4 separate regions of the Homo sapiens genome follow, and regions 2, 3 and 4 are each linked to region 1. Evidence: chromatin contacts called from ENCODE Hi-C or POLR2A ChIA-PET data. All regions are on one chromosome and are shown on one strand. The core of a region is the stretch at or near the end of the contact, and the rest is flanking DNA. Distances in the headings are between cores, read along the strand shown.

What was found. Hi-C counts contacts between places; a loop is a spot of excess contacts on that map. ChIA-PET counts read pairs that join two places held with the same protein, here RNA polymerase II (POLR2A). Pooled maps may share reads with other maps.
Region 2: a loop to region 1 is called in a map of ascending aorta, with 1.9 times the contacts of the local background. The contact joins the enhancer-like site here to the promoter of TCF12-DT in region 1. A Hi-C loop is called at or near these places in 1 of 168 maps with a recorded cell type or tissue (ascending aorta) and 2 of 50 pooled maps. POLR2A ChIA-PET finds 5 or more read pairs at or near these places in 2 of 52 experiments (CD8-positive, alpha-beta memory T cell and MCF 10A).
Region 3: a loop to region 1 is called in a map of Calu3, with 2.2 times the contacts of the local background. The contact joins the enhancer-like site here to the promoter of TCF12-DT in region 1. A Hi-C loop is called at or near these places in 2 of 168 maps with a recorded cell type or tissue (Calu3 and posterior cingulate gyrus) and 2 of 50 pooled maps. POLR2A ChIA-PET finds 5 or more read pairs at or near these places in 8 of 52 experiments (A673, AG04450, MCF 10A and 4 more).
Region 4: a loop to region 1 is called in a map of PC-3, with 3 times the contacts of the local background. The contact joins the enhancer-like site here to the promoter of TCF12-DT in region 1. A Hi-C loop is called at or near these places in 12 of 168 maps with a recorded cell type or tissue (A673, CD8-positive, alpha-beta T cell, HepG2 and 9 more), 20 of 37 single-sample maps with no recorded cell type and 20 of 50 pooled maps. POLR2A ChIA-PET finds 5 or more read pairs at or near these places in 8 of 52 experiments (HepG2, MCF 10A, OCI-LY7 and 5 more).

The regions. Positions count from the first base shown.
Region 1 is chr15:56,916,961-56,920,148 of GRCh38, forward strand. It overlaps TCF12-DT (TCF12 divergent transcript), which reads right to left and starts at 1,539. Exons shown (of 4, transcript NR_015419.2): 1 at 580-1,539; 2 at 105-252. It overlaps TCF12 (transcription factor 12), which reads left to right and starts at 1,684. Exons shown (of 21, transcript NM_207037.2): 1 at 1,684-1,946; 2 at 2,932-3,028. The coding sequence starts at 2,954. RefSeq lists silencers at 844-983, 1,504-1,633, 1,804-1,853, 1,944-2,233, 2,284-2,723.
Region 2 is chr15:56,804,420-56,807,607 of GRCh38, forward strand. No RefSeq gene overlaps it. Among named protein-coding and RNA genes, the nearest start is that of ZNF280D, 73 kb to the left of the region's middle. RefSeq lists an enhancer at 2,414-2,583. Within about 2 kb of position 1,537, at least 7 of the 41 ENCODE cell types and tissues checked have a DNase peak (open chromatin) inside an H3K27ac peak, as active enhancers do.
Region 3 is chr15:57,014,498-57,017,685 of GRCh38, forward strand. The region is part of intron 3 of TCF12 (transcription factor 12); the gene reads left to right. Among named protein-coding and RNA genes, the nearest start is that of TCF12, 97 kb to the left of the region's middle. Within about 2 kb of position 1,559, at least 2 of the 41 ENCODE cell types and tissues checked have a DNase peak (open chromatin) inside an H3K27ac peak, as active enhancers do.
Region 4 is chr15:56,983,844-56,987,031 of GRCh38, forward strand. The region is part of intron 3 of TCF12 (transcription factor 12); the gene reads left to right. Among named protein-coding and RNA genes, the nearest start is that of TCF12, 67 kb to the left of the region's middle. Within about 2 kb of position 1,453, at least 3 of the 41 ENCODE cell types and tissues checked have a DNase peak (open chromatin) inside an H3K27ac peak, as active enhancers do; they include A673, where a contact is called at or near this core.

The DNA of each region.
Region 1 (3,188 bases), core at 289-2,788:
TTCTGCTGATTTAGGTTGGAATTATGCTACGTTGCTTAGATTGGGACCACATGCCCCTGTAAGTAGGCAGAGCAGGGATGTGACTCAGAACTGGGCTTGTTTACCAAGATAAGGAAGAGTGGATACTGGGGAGTCTAGGCCACCATAAGTTTCAGGTACAGCCAATGCAAAGCCTTGGAAATCCACCTGACAGCTCCGGTTGTACCGTCCGCCCTCCGTATCTGGGGTTTCCAAATTCCGGGATTCAATCAACTGAAAACAAAAAATGTAGTTAGGCTTACCAGGCCTGAAAATACATGAAAATATAGAGCCTAAAATATAGCCTGAAAATGTACTGAAAATATAGAGATTTCTTTGGATGATTATTTCCTAAATACACCTTAACAACTATTCACATAGCATTTGCATTGTATTAGGTTTTATAAGTAATCTAGATATGATTTAAAGTATATGGGGAAACACACCATTTTTATGTAAGAGACTTGAACATCTTAGAAAATCCAGAGTCTGGGAACCAATCCCACGGATATAGAGACAACTGTACTAACTACAGTAATGGCATATGGTAGCTGAATCTACCTCTCTTTCCATCCCAGTCCGGAATCCAAAGGCTCCTTCTTGCCATGTTGTCCTCGGGCGTTGGCTGCTTCCTCCCATTTGTTACTTTGGAAGTGTCTTCTTTCCTCAGTGTTTCTTCTGCGTGGGCCTTACCGGTCTTTACTGCACTCACTTACCTAAGAGGCAAAACAATGGCTGCCATTCAAGAAAATCTCACTTCAGCCCAGAATCGAAGAACTGGGGCTTATTTTGTCTTCTTTCTACTCTGGGGCTTCTCTGAGGCCAAGTTCAGAACTTGTGCACAAGACAGTGGCTGTGTGACAGAGCCACCCAGGGCTGTCTCCGTTAGATGAAGAGACTGGCTTGATCCATTCCCAAGAACTAGTCCCACGTGCAGTTCGGTTGCTCCGAATGGGATTTGGGTGCGAGGGGCTGACTGGAGATGTGGGGTCTGGGTGAGTGGGGTATTTGAGAACCTGAAGCTCACAAGGCTTTGTCTGGTTTGAGGTACGTTTTGCCCTTTCTCCCGCATTCGGCTCTGCATCGAATCTGACCGGCCGCGCCTACTCTCGGAACGGCCGAGGAGGATGGGTCTCCCGTCTCCACACGCGCGGTGTCTGCGCCGACTGCAGCCCTCCTGGACGGGAGCCTCTGGGCCCAGCTTAGGGTGGCGTCCAGCGTGACCTACTCGGGAATGGCAGCCTTCAGTGTCCTGCGGCCTCGGGTTCCGGGAAGCTCGGGGACCTGGGCAGCGGATCCAGATGCTTCCACAGCTGTGTCTCCGTCGCTCCGCTTCGGGGGCCGAGAACCAGCAAGACCAACGCGAGGAGGCGCCACGGTACCTGCCACCCCGCTCCCAGGAGGCCCGGACGAGGCTTCGTCGGCGAGCGGTCGGGGCCTGCTTCTCGAGGTGCCTGCGAGCGCCTCATGCCCCTCCCCACCGGCCCCAACTCCGTCCCGCCTCACCCGACCGCGGGCTTTGTCCACCCGCCGCGGTGCGGCTCCTCCCAGTCCCCGACAGCTCCTCCCCGCCCCCTCTGCCGGCCCCACTTCCTAGGCGGCGGAGCGGGTCGGGGAGGGAAGGGTTAACCCGCGGCTCTTCCCGGCGCGGAGGGATCCGGAGGCGAGCCGAGCGCGGTGGTGAGGCCGCCTCAGCGAAAAAAATGTCCGCCTGAAGAGACCCACAAGTTCTATTCGGGGGGACCGACAGCCCGCCCCGGGAGGAAGGGGCGGCCAGGCCCGAAAGCCGCCTCCCCCTCCCAGACCCGAGAGCTCGTGCGGGGCAAAGTGAACCGAGCCGCTGGGCGGTGCAAGGGGAAGCCCAAGCCCGTTCTCCCGGCCAAAGTGAACTTTAATCGGGGTGGTTGGATGCGGAGACGGGGCGGCAGGTAATTGCGGGCTAGCGAGCGGGAGTGGGGCGGCGCGGCGGGGCTGGGGGCTGCGGGGCGCCGCCGCGTCCCTGCCGGAGTGGGGGCGCCCCCGTCCCCCGCCTCAACTCCGCGCCCCTTTGTACAGCGCGAAACCCGGGGTCCCCTCCAAGTTGGGGAGCGGAGTGGGGGCGGAGGCTCGAGTCGCGGGCGCTCAGGCCCGCTGGCGGCGCGCTCGGCCTGTGCGCCCCGTTCGGTGCCCGACTCGGGCCGGCGCCCAGGCTCCGGGGCGCGCGGGAGATCGGGCGGCTTCGGCCGCGGAGCCAGGCTCATTGTTCGGCAGGTCCGGGGCAGGGCAGCAAAAGTGGGAGGAGGCCGAGCCTGGGGAGGAGGACGCCGGCCGAGAGCGAGACTAGTTGTCGGGGTTTCTGTTTTCTGTTTAAAAACGCCCCTTGGATGAGCTGGGGGTGCTTTCCGACCTCCTGGGCCCGCCGGGGACGTCCGGGCGGCGGCGGCCGCAGACGCGGGCCTGCGAGCGGCGCGTTCCCTGCAACTTGTCAGTTCTATTGTTGCCGAGCGAGTGAGTCACTTCGCATCTCCGCTCGCCGCCGCTCCGCTCGCTGGACGCCGAATTGCCCCTCACCCCGCTCCTCGAGACCCCAGCCGCGGCCGGGCCCGGCGCGCGGAGCACCCGGCGGCGGCGCGGAGCAGGGGGCGCCGAGGAGGTGGCAGAGACTGGCTCGGAAACTTGGGGGAGAGGCGGCGAGTTGCGGGAGCCGCCGCGTCGATCTCGGGCCGCGGCGAGGAACGCGTGGATTCCGGGACCCGGCGCGGGCACTGAGCCCTCCCGCCCCTTGCTCGCGCCGCGGTGGGAGCGAGTCGGGGTCCTGGAAGTCATCCCGGCGCCCCCAGCGCTCTTGCGTAATCTTCCCCAGTACCTCTCTCTGTTCCCTCACACACTTTGGGCCTCGGTGGTCTCTCGCTGAGCCCGTTTCCTCTGCCCTAGGACCTGCTAGAAGTGGCCGAAGATGAATCCCCAGCAACAACGCATGGCCGCTATAGGGACCGACAAGGAGCTGAGCGACCTACTGGACTTCAGTGCGGTATGAGAGCTTTCCATGGCATCTTGGGGTTCTGCTGAGGTTTTTGTTTGTTTGTTTGTTTGTTTCTTTTAAATAAAGGGTGAGGGGAAGCAACGTGGAGACTAGGCAGCGTGAACTCCATCTGCTTTCTGCTTAAGCAGTAGTTCTCAGGGCTGGAGTC
Region 2 (3,188 bases), core at 287-2,786, 110 kb before region 1:
TCTTAATATAGCTTGAAGCACATTTGCATTTGCTGCCTGAGCTCTAGCCACAGAGGCCTATGTTTAACTTTTGTTCATGCCCTTCCCTCTTCCTGAAACCTTCCTGGCCTCCCACACACCCAATATTATGCATTTTGTCTTACTTATGCTTTAACTCTCAGCTCAAATTCCTTTCGTGACCCCTTAAACAGACAAAATCCCCTTAATATTCACTCTGAAAGTCCAGGAAGGATTCAATTTTGGTACTTATAAAAATATTTGTGAGATTATTTCATAAATGTCTGTCTCTCTCACTTAACTCTAAGTTACATGTAAGAAACTCTCCATAAGTTTCAGTTAACAACACACTATCAAATAACAACTTGAATTATACTTGAAAGGAAGAAGAAAGTCATAGTAAATATCACTGGTTCACTCACAAAATGAAAATAGGTTAATAAAATTTATTTTAAAGCCATCGTAGGAGGAATTTTCCTGGTCACATCCAAGCAACTTATAAAAATGGGAAAATTTAAAAACAGATGTATCAGAAACACATATTATTTTATCTAGAAAATAAATTAAATAGTGGAATTAACATCTTTTTATTGTAGAAGATTAAAGAATAAATTTGTCTTTAATGTAATTCAACCAAAGGGGGCAGAATACAACCAATGCATTAATTTAGAAGTGGATGGAATGATTTGGGGAAAAAAAAACCAGGATTTCTGGCAAGTTTCCCCTTCTGATTCAGAGCTGCAACAAAGAAGCTGTTAAAATGTTTGCAATTTCGTTTCAGTGTTGGATCAAATAATATACACGTGCAGCTATTGGAAAAAAGATTTTGAAATGATTTTGTTGTATTACAACTTACGCAGTCCATCATGGTCAAAAGACCATTTTAGATGAATTTCAGTTTTAAGAGGTCATATTACTGCATCAGTTTTTTTTTCCCTTGCTGTTCTATCTTCACTCCAGAGAAAAAAACAGAAATGTATGGGAAGGCTAAACTAACAATGTTGTTGCTCTAATGGAAGTTTCATAAATACAACAAAATTTATTATATTCTTAGTGGAACAATACTTAGTTGTTTTCAATAATAGTTGAACAAAATATATATATTTCATGAGTCTAGACTTGGAAAGAGCTGTGACAGCACAATTAGAGACACCTAGAAAAATGCGGTATCCCCCTTACCGTGGGGGATACGTTCTAAAACCCCCAGTGGATGCCTGAAGACACAGATAGTACTAAACATGCAAGTGTACTATGCATGAATTTCTTTTTCCTTCTTCACAATTTCACAGAGGGAGGATTCATTCTTACTGTAGATCTTAGTAATCTCGGTATGTAATTTTTTTTCTTTTTTAAGTGGAGAACTTACACTTTTTCACTTAAAGAAAGCATTTTATGGATCCTCTTTGGCATATCCACCATCATCACCACTCTTGCACTTTAGGGCCATTAGTAAGTAAAATAAGGGTTACTTGAACGCAAGCACTGTGATACCACGACAGTTGATCTCATTATCAAAAAGCTACTAAATGACTAATGGGCAGGCAGCATATTCGGCGTGAATACACCGAACAAAGGGATGAGTCATGTCCCAGGCAGCATGGAGCAGAGCAGTGTGAGATTTCATCACAAAACTCAGGATAGAATGCTATAAAAAACATAGGAATTATTTATTTCTGGTATTTTCTATTTAATATTTTCAGATCACAATTGATTGTGGGTAACTGAAACCACAGAAAGTGAAACCACAGATAAGTGGGAACTACTTTAAAATCAGAATGTTTATATCTCTTAATTAATTTTTTCTCCAACCTGAAATGCCCTCCCTTCTCATTTTTGCCAAATTCAACTTCTCTTTCATTTTCAACAACACAAAAAGCTCTCACGTCATAACCTTATTGTTCTGTTTTTTTCTATACCTGTAGACTAGTACAAGTAGTACTCACCGTGTGGTATCAGTGACTTCCAATTGACAACTCAAGGACTATACTATCTGTACTCCAAATCACCTGGAAAACATTTAAAATATATCTTCCAAATTGCTCCCCACCCTGCCTCTCCCACTTTCAAGACTTGAGTCAGTAAATTAGAACATCTAAGGAATCTGCAGTCTTTAAAAATATTTTCTGGCCTGGTGTGGTGGCACACACCTGTAATCCCAGCACTTTGGGAGGTGGAGTCAGGTGGATTGCTTGAGCTCAGGAGTTCGAGACGAGCCTGCACAACATAGCAAAACCCAGTCTCTACAAAAAATACAAAAAGTAGCTGGGCGTGGCAGCCCACACCTGTAGTCCCAGCTACTCGGGAGGCTGAGGTAGGAGGATCACTTGAGCCCTGGAGTCAGAGATTGCAGTGAGCCAAGGTCATGCCACTGAACTCCAGCCTGGCAACAGAACAAGACCTTGTCTCAAAAAGTAAGTAAATAATAAAATATTTTCTGTACACCCCTGTTGATAACAGCATTATTCTCAATCTCCAAAAGGTGGAAGCAACTCATTGATAGACAGACAAACAAAATGTGGTATACACATACAATGGAATATTTTTCAGCCTTAAAAAAGAAGCACATTTTGACATATGCTACAACGTGAATGAATCTTAAAGAATTATGTTAAGTGGAATAAGCCAGTCACAAAAAGATAAATATCATATAATTCCAATTATATGAGGTACATAGATTTGTCAAATCCATATAGACAGAAAGTAGAATGGTGATAGGGGCTAAGGGAGGAGGCCACAGGAGTTATTGTTTAAGGATATGGAGTTTCAGTTTTGGAAAATGAAAAAAGTTTTAAGGATGAAAAAAGTTTTGGAAGATGAAAAATGTTAGAGATGGATGGTAGTGATGGTTGCTCAACAATGTGAATGTACTTAATACCATTGAACTATACACTTAAAAACAGTTAAGATTGTGCATTTTATGTTATGTGTATTTTAGCACAACTGAAAAAAATAGTTAAAAGGGTAAATTTTATTTTACGTATATTTAACTACAACTAAAAAAAACATTGTACGTGGGAAATGCTGGTCTCAGTTTTTTGTGTTGGTTCTTCATTCTTAATTGTCATAATATTTTATTCATTCATTTCTTTATAAATAATGCACCATGCATAATTCTAGATGCTGGAGACATAGCCATGACTAAAGCAGACAAGGTCCCTGCTCTCACAGAGCCATAATTCTACCATCTATGA
Region 3 (3,188 bases), core at 309-2,808, 98 kb after region 1:
TATCCCCAGAGAGGGAACATGTCCTATTTGCTGCTTCCTGGTTAATGATCAGGATGAAAGACCTTGGGAGTTACATAGATGTATTTTGAAAATTCCTGGGCATGATGTCTTTTTCTTTTTCTTTCTCTCAGAGGTTGCCACAGGCCAGCCTGCTAGGTACACCCTCCAGGTGGCAGCCTACCTAAAGGGGTCTTAGGGGATTAAGAATTATTTCTGGCTCAACAACTCAGATTCTTCTGCAGGGTTGACAGTCAGGTCAGAAGTATGATAACCATTTGGTGAATATACAGATAACTAAGTTTCCCTACAGTGGTCCTTATGGGTCAAGATATGGGGGTGGGGAGGTATAATGGTTCTCTGGACCTTTATTATTATTATTATTATTATTATTATTATTGTTATTATTATTATTATTATTAATGTTCTCGTTTCTTTTGCAGTGACTCTTCCAGATGAAGGGTCTGAGTCTGAGGAGGAGATTATTATCAACAGTTACAAGTGCCTTAAATAGTCCAGGCGTGGTGGCTCACACCTGTAATTCCAGCACTTTGGGATGTGAGGCAGGCAGATTGCTTGGGCTCAGGAGTTCAAGACTAGCCTGGCCAACATGGCGAAACCCTGTCTCTACAAAAAATAAAAAATTAGCCGGGTATGGTGGTACATACTTGTAATTCTGGCTACTCAGGAGGCTGAGGTGGGAGGATCACCTGAGCCCTGGAGGCAGAGGTTGCAGTGAGCCAAGATTGTGCCACTGCACTCCAGCCTGGGCGATAGAGCCAGACCTTGTCTTAAGTGAAAAACCAAAACCAAAATTCAGATGCTTTAAATTTAACATAGTGCTAAGTCTCCCACCCGTTTCCAGATGGCTCAGCCCATGTTTTGGTTTTCATTCCCCATAACCAATGATGGCCCCAGCACTCTAACCTTCCATGCAAAATAGCTGTCAATATCTTCAGATGTCTTGCCCACCCCCATTTTTGTAGCCATTGCTCAGTTATTCCATAAAGTGGCTGAATGCCACCTTGCTGTTGTGTGGACAAACAGGAGAGGTTTGGCTGGCTGAGGTTTGGCTGAGTTTAGAAGTAGGGCAAAATCTCAGGCCCTTCATGGTTGACACTGAGATTATGGGTGCTGTCTCTGGAGTGTCCATTTGTGGGCTACATAGCCCCATGTCATGTTTCTTAGACAGTTTCTCCAAAAAAACAAGGACTTAGAGACTCAGTTATTTGAACTAAAATAAGAATGCTAAGCCACACTATTCTGATGGAAGACCTTGTTTGAAGTACTGTGGGCTTGTGCCCTGACTGATTTATATCTTACTTGTGGAGTTCCAACCATTGTAAACAACACTTCTTTCCAGGGCGATCTCATGACTTCTTGGTCCCTTAGTTCTTATATAGAAGCCAGACATTAATTTGCCCCCTTACCAGAAACATAATGACTTGTATTGTAAGAGTGATTTTAAGAGACCTTTAGGTATTTAAGGAAACATCATATAGTTCTCATATGATTGCTGAGATTTCTCCAAAATCAGGCTAACCTAGATTACTTGGGGGAATTTCCTGGAGGGGCTGACTCATTCATTATTTACGTGTACCCTGCAGGTAGTTTATCTCTAGGATGGAGTCATCCGGTTAGGATAGGTATTATGAAATCAGTCCCTGACTTCAGCTGAAATGATTAGTGTTAGGATTTTATCTCTAAAAGGTATTCAGGTCAGCATCAAGTCACTAGCCAGAATTGTTATGTATGATAGAATTGCCTGGGACTTCTTCATGGGCCAGACAGATTACAAGGTAGATTCTGTGTAATTGCCAATGCATCTTCCTATACCTGGATTAATGCTTTAGTTTAAGTGGAAAGGTCAACACAGAAACATGAGGAGGAAGCCAGTTGAATTTCTAAGGTAGACTTTGATGGTTTATGGGATTTGTTTAGCTGATTTTGTCCAAGACCCTAGAGGACCTAGTGGAAGTCAGTACTGTAGATTGACCTCACCTTGCTGCTCAGAGTTCCTGTTTGTAGTAGCCTTAATTACATAATTCATAAGGCAAATTAAATACATTTGGTCCTCCCTTTGTTGGTCAGATTAATCAGCTTGGTTGATAGAATGGCATACTTATAGAAAAATTGACTGGGAGCCTAAGACAATGTAGAAGCAAAGGGTACATATTGTTAGAAGGTGATTTTCCTTGGGCCTCTTGCATTTCCATGTTTTACAAGCAGAAGCACTGACTGCCTTTGTTTTGGACTGTCCTTTCAAGGATGCTTGTATACTAAACAGCCATGGAAAGTAGACATAGTTTCTCCCTCTGGAACAAAGGGCAGGTATGTTTACTGTGTATATGGAGAGAGAATTTATCTCTCCAGAGCAAAAGTCAGCCATACTTACTGTGCATTATAGATCTGGGCTTCCTAAACTCAGGCTTCCTTTCCTGTAAACGCACTGGGCATGCAGACATCCATTTGGGCTCATCCGTGTTGCTGTCATGACAGTGGGGATAAGGGAACTGATGCAAATATGCTGATATATTCTTGCTGGGATGTGACTAATAAAGTCATTTGTCTCTGATCTGAGTCTCCTGTCTTCTACCTTCATCCTTGAAAGGGTGGCAGGCTACCTTGTTAGTTTACAAGTAGGGCAAAATCTCAGGCCCTTGACACAGTTGACACTGAGATTATGGGTGCTCTCTCTAGAGTGTCCATTTGAGGGCCTCGTAGCCCCATGTAATAAAAGATCCATTTGAGAAGTAAATAAAAATTTCAAAGGCATATACCCTTCAGCCTAGCAATGCCATTTAAATGTATATGCCCTCTAGCTGACTTAAGGAGAGTCACAAGTTATCGCCCTTGAGACAAATCTGGCTCACTGCTTATTTCTTGTAAATGAAGATTTGTTGTAACATAGCCGCACCAATATTTATTGGTATTGCCTATCATTGCTTTTGCACTACAAGGCACAATTGGGTAGTTGCAACAGAACCATATGGGCAAAGCCAAAAATAATTCTTAACTGTTCCTTTAAGAAAAAGTTTGCAGGGCCCTGCTTTAGCATGCTAGCCCAACATTGTTTACTTTAAATATATGTGCAAAAGTAGGTATACAAAGTAGGTATATCAAAATAGGCATACAAAGATGTTCAGTGCAGAATTATTGGTAATATTTTTTAAAACCCACCAGTTAAACTG
Region 4 (3,188 bases), core at 203-2,702, 67 kb after region 1:
AAAATGAAATCAGCCGGGTAGGGTGGCACATGCCTGTCATCCCAGTTACTTGGGAGGCTGAGGTGAGAGGATCACTTGAGCCCAGGAGGTCAAGGCTGCAGTAAACTATGATTGTGCCACTGCAATTCAGCCTAGGCAACTGAGTGAGACCCTGTCTCAAAAAAAAAAAAAAAGAAGAAGAAGAATTTTGGATCAAGGATTATTGACCTCTTTTTGTTTAGTGTTTCTTAGGATATGTAGAACCTATTCTTGTGAAGAGAGAAAGATACGTTGTTCTTCTGTTTTCACCTTTATGAACCATATATGTTTCTGGTTGAAATTATGTGTATAAACACGTGAACACATTTATACATTATACATATATGTGCATACAACTATATACAAATTTAGGAAAAGCATGTGCATGGTGTGTGTGTGTGTGTGTGTGTGTGTGTGTGTGTGTGTGTGTGTGAAGGGTGGAGAGGGAGAGAAAGGTGGATGGTTGGGACAAGGGGAGTGGTTAACCGGGCCTGTTAGCATTGTTTCATCCTTGTGCTAGCTCAGGTTTGGTACCTAACATGGTGTGAAATAAGACCTTAATTGCACTTTCACAGCTGTGTTTAGCACGTAAGCTGATCATGAACAAATTCTCTTGTCAGAGATAAAAGCTTGAAATTCCAAGACTATGTAAAATCACAGACAATTAGAGTGTTCTGTGTACCGTACAAAATAATGGTAAAAAAAATTCAAACGGTCATAGCACAGTATAGTTTAAACTGCTGTTTTACTAATTCTTCTGGAGTGAGAAACATTTTCTGTAGTAGTTAAGCACCCAAAGAAGCCATTTTACCTTGCCTGTTAAAAAATGTGTGCAAGGTCTGTGGTTCAAGATTGAGAATGAAGGATGTGTGAGCCAATTGAATAGGTAATAGGAGTTCAGGTAAGCAGTTTAGGTAATGGTTTAAATTGGAGAAAGGCCAGACCATAGGGATTAACACCCTACCATTATGAAAAGTCCCATAAGATCTCAGATGACCTCAAGAGGCTTGTACTTTTGTTTGTTAAGAACCTTTGTAAGATTGTGCTAAGACACCGTGAAAAATACTGAGGCTGTAATGTTGCTTAACCATCTAAGTACCAGTAAATGTGGTAGAAATTATCTTTCTACTCAATTATAGCAACTAAAAGTCAGGCCCTGAATCAGTCAGAGGAAATGAACTCTTGGGTTGGAATGCACATAATTTCTTTTTATATATCAAAATGTTCAGTATTTCTTTGAGGTCCCAGATCTGAACAAACATTATTTCATGAGAAGATACACTTTTATTTCCTTCCAGTGCTTCTACAATGCTTTTTCTCCAATCCCGTGTTCTTTGCTGACAACAGCAAGTGTGTGTTCTTTGAGAGGTCAATAAATGCTGATTTCTGCAAGAAAACTCTTAGGAAGTGAGCCTAGACATTGTGAAGAGGAAGTACAAAGAATGAGGCAATTAAATGAAGAATATTGCAAAGGATTATTTTAAATTGTGAGTCAGAAGCCAAACTAATTTTGACTACTAAAATTGTGAGTCAGAAGCCAAACTAATTTTGGCTACTAAATTAGTTACTTCCCTCGGGCCTACCAATCTTCATATGTATACCATGGCTTATTTTGACTTAGCTGGTTAATTTATCCAGATACGTAGATGGTAGCAAATTGGCATTATCAAACTCTACTTTTTCATACCAAAGAGCAAAATAAGTGTGCTTATAACCGTAGTTCCTGTCTTTATAAAAATGTATGAATAAATTTGAGCCATGTAAATTAAGGTTACAGAACAGATAGCATTTAGTGAAGAAAAGCTGGTCCTTAGAGTATATCATTATTTACCCCATAGTACCTACCTAATGAAATCTAGTTTTAATGATTCTTTTTAGGACACCAAAGCTCATGAAGCCTATTACAATAACGTGTTTAATTCTGAGTAATTGTTTTTCCTATTTAAATGAAGAACTCAGTGACTAAAAATTTATTTCCTGCAAATTTTCTTAGATGATAGAAGTTATACGTAGTAAAACCAACAGGACCAACTGTGAGGCTGAAGGAATTTCAGTTAAGAGGTTTTAATTTTTATCAATTTAAACTGTGTTTTGAGGAGTGGACAGAAAGGGAAGAGGGATATTTTGAGATCACCCAGCAGTTTTTGATCTTTTGTCAGTTCTTTTGTAATGCTATAGATGACTACAATTTGAAACTTGAAATAAGAAATTTTTTGTATTGGGTGATTCACAAACTGTTGGGTTTTCTGAATGGCTTAAATCCTTTAAAGAAACAGTTTTAAAAAGACATAGCATGAGAACAGGATCATAATTATTCTGTAACCAGCAGTCTGTGTTGGTTACAGAAAGTATGCTTTTGTTTAACATTATAAATAAATTACCTTATATTGCTGCTTACGTTTCTGGTTTTTGGTGTGTATGTTATCAATGTTGACCAAAATTAACTGAATATGGTGACAAAACCAGAGAAAAAATTTGAGCTTCTGTTGATAAATAAAATGTAAATGCTACTTTTTGAAATAAAACTTTACACTTATAGGCTTTTATGTATGATCTGTGTTTTCTTGAGGAAATGTTGATTAAGTAGTTTCCATTTTGGTATTACAGTATGTCCTGTTGTAAGTAGCTGACTGTGTAAAAATCTTTTAAGTCAAAAAAGCAGCTCAGCTTAAACCCCTACTATTTATTATGGCAGAAACCAGAAATAGAAATCTTCCAGAAGTTTTATAATGTATTACATTCCTGCATATCTTTTGGAGTAAAATTAAAGTTTTAAAAAGAGGCTGTTCACAACAGAAGTTACTTTATGTATCCTTATGTATATCCTTATATACACAGTATCTTTTAAACACAATTTACTAAATACTTGTCTGCATTTTTTAAAAAAGAAAACCCTAGCCCAAAATGAATGACAAAATTGTCTCGTTAGATTTGTAAGATGTGTTGTTAACCTATAAAATAGGTGAATTAAGTATAATTCTGACAAAATTAGTTACATGTAATACATAGCAGGATGTACTTGTTTGGGATGAAACAAAAAATCTTCAAAGTTTTCTATAGTGTTTTCTGTTAAGGAACTCGTTTATTGATTTATTGAAGATCTTTGGCTGTTTTTGATAATAAAAGAATCTTGGTCTATAATATTACTAATTAATAAATAAGTTTTTGAG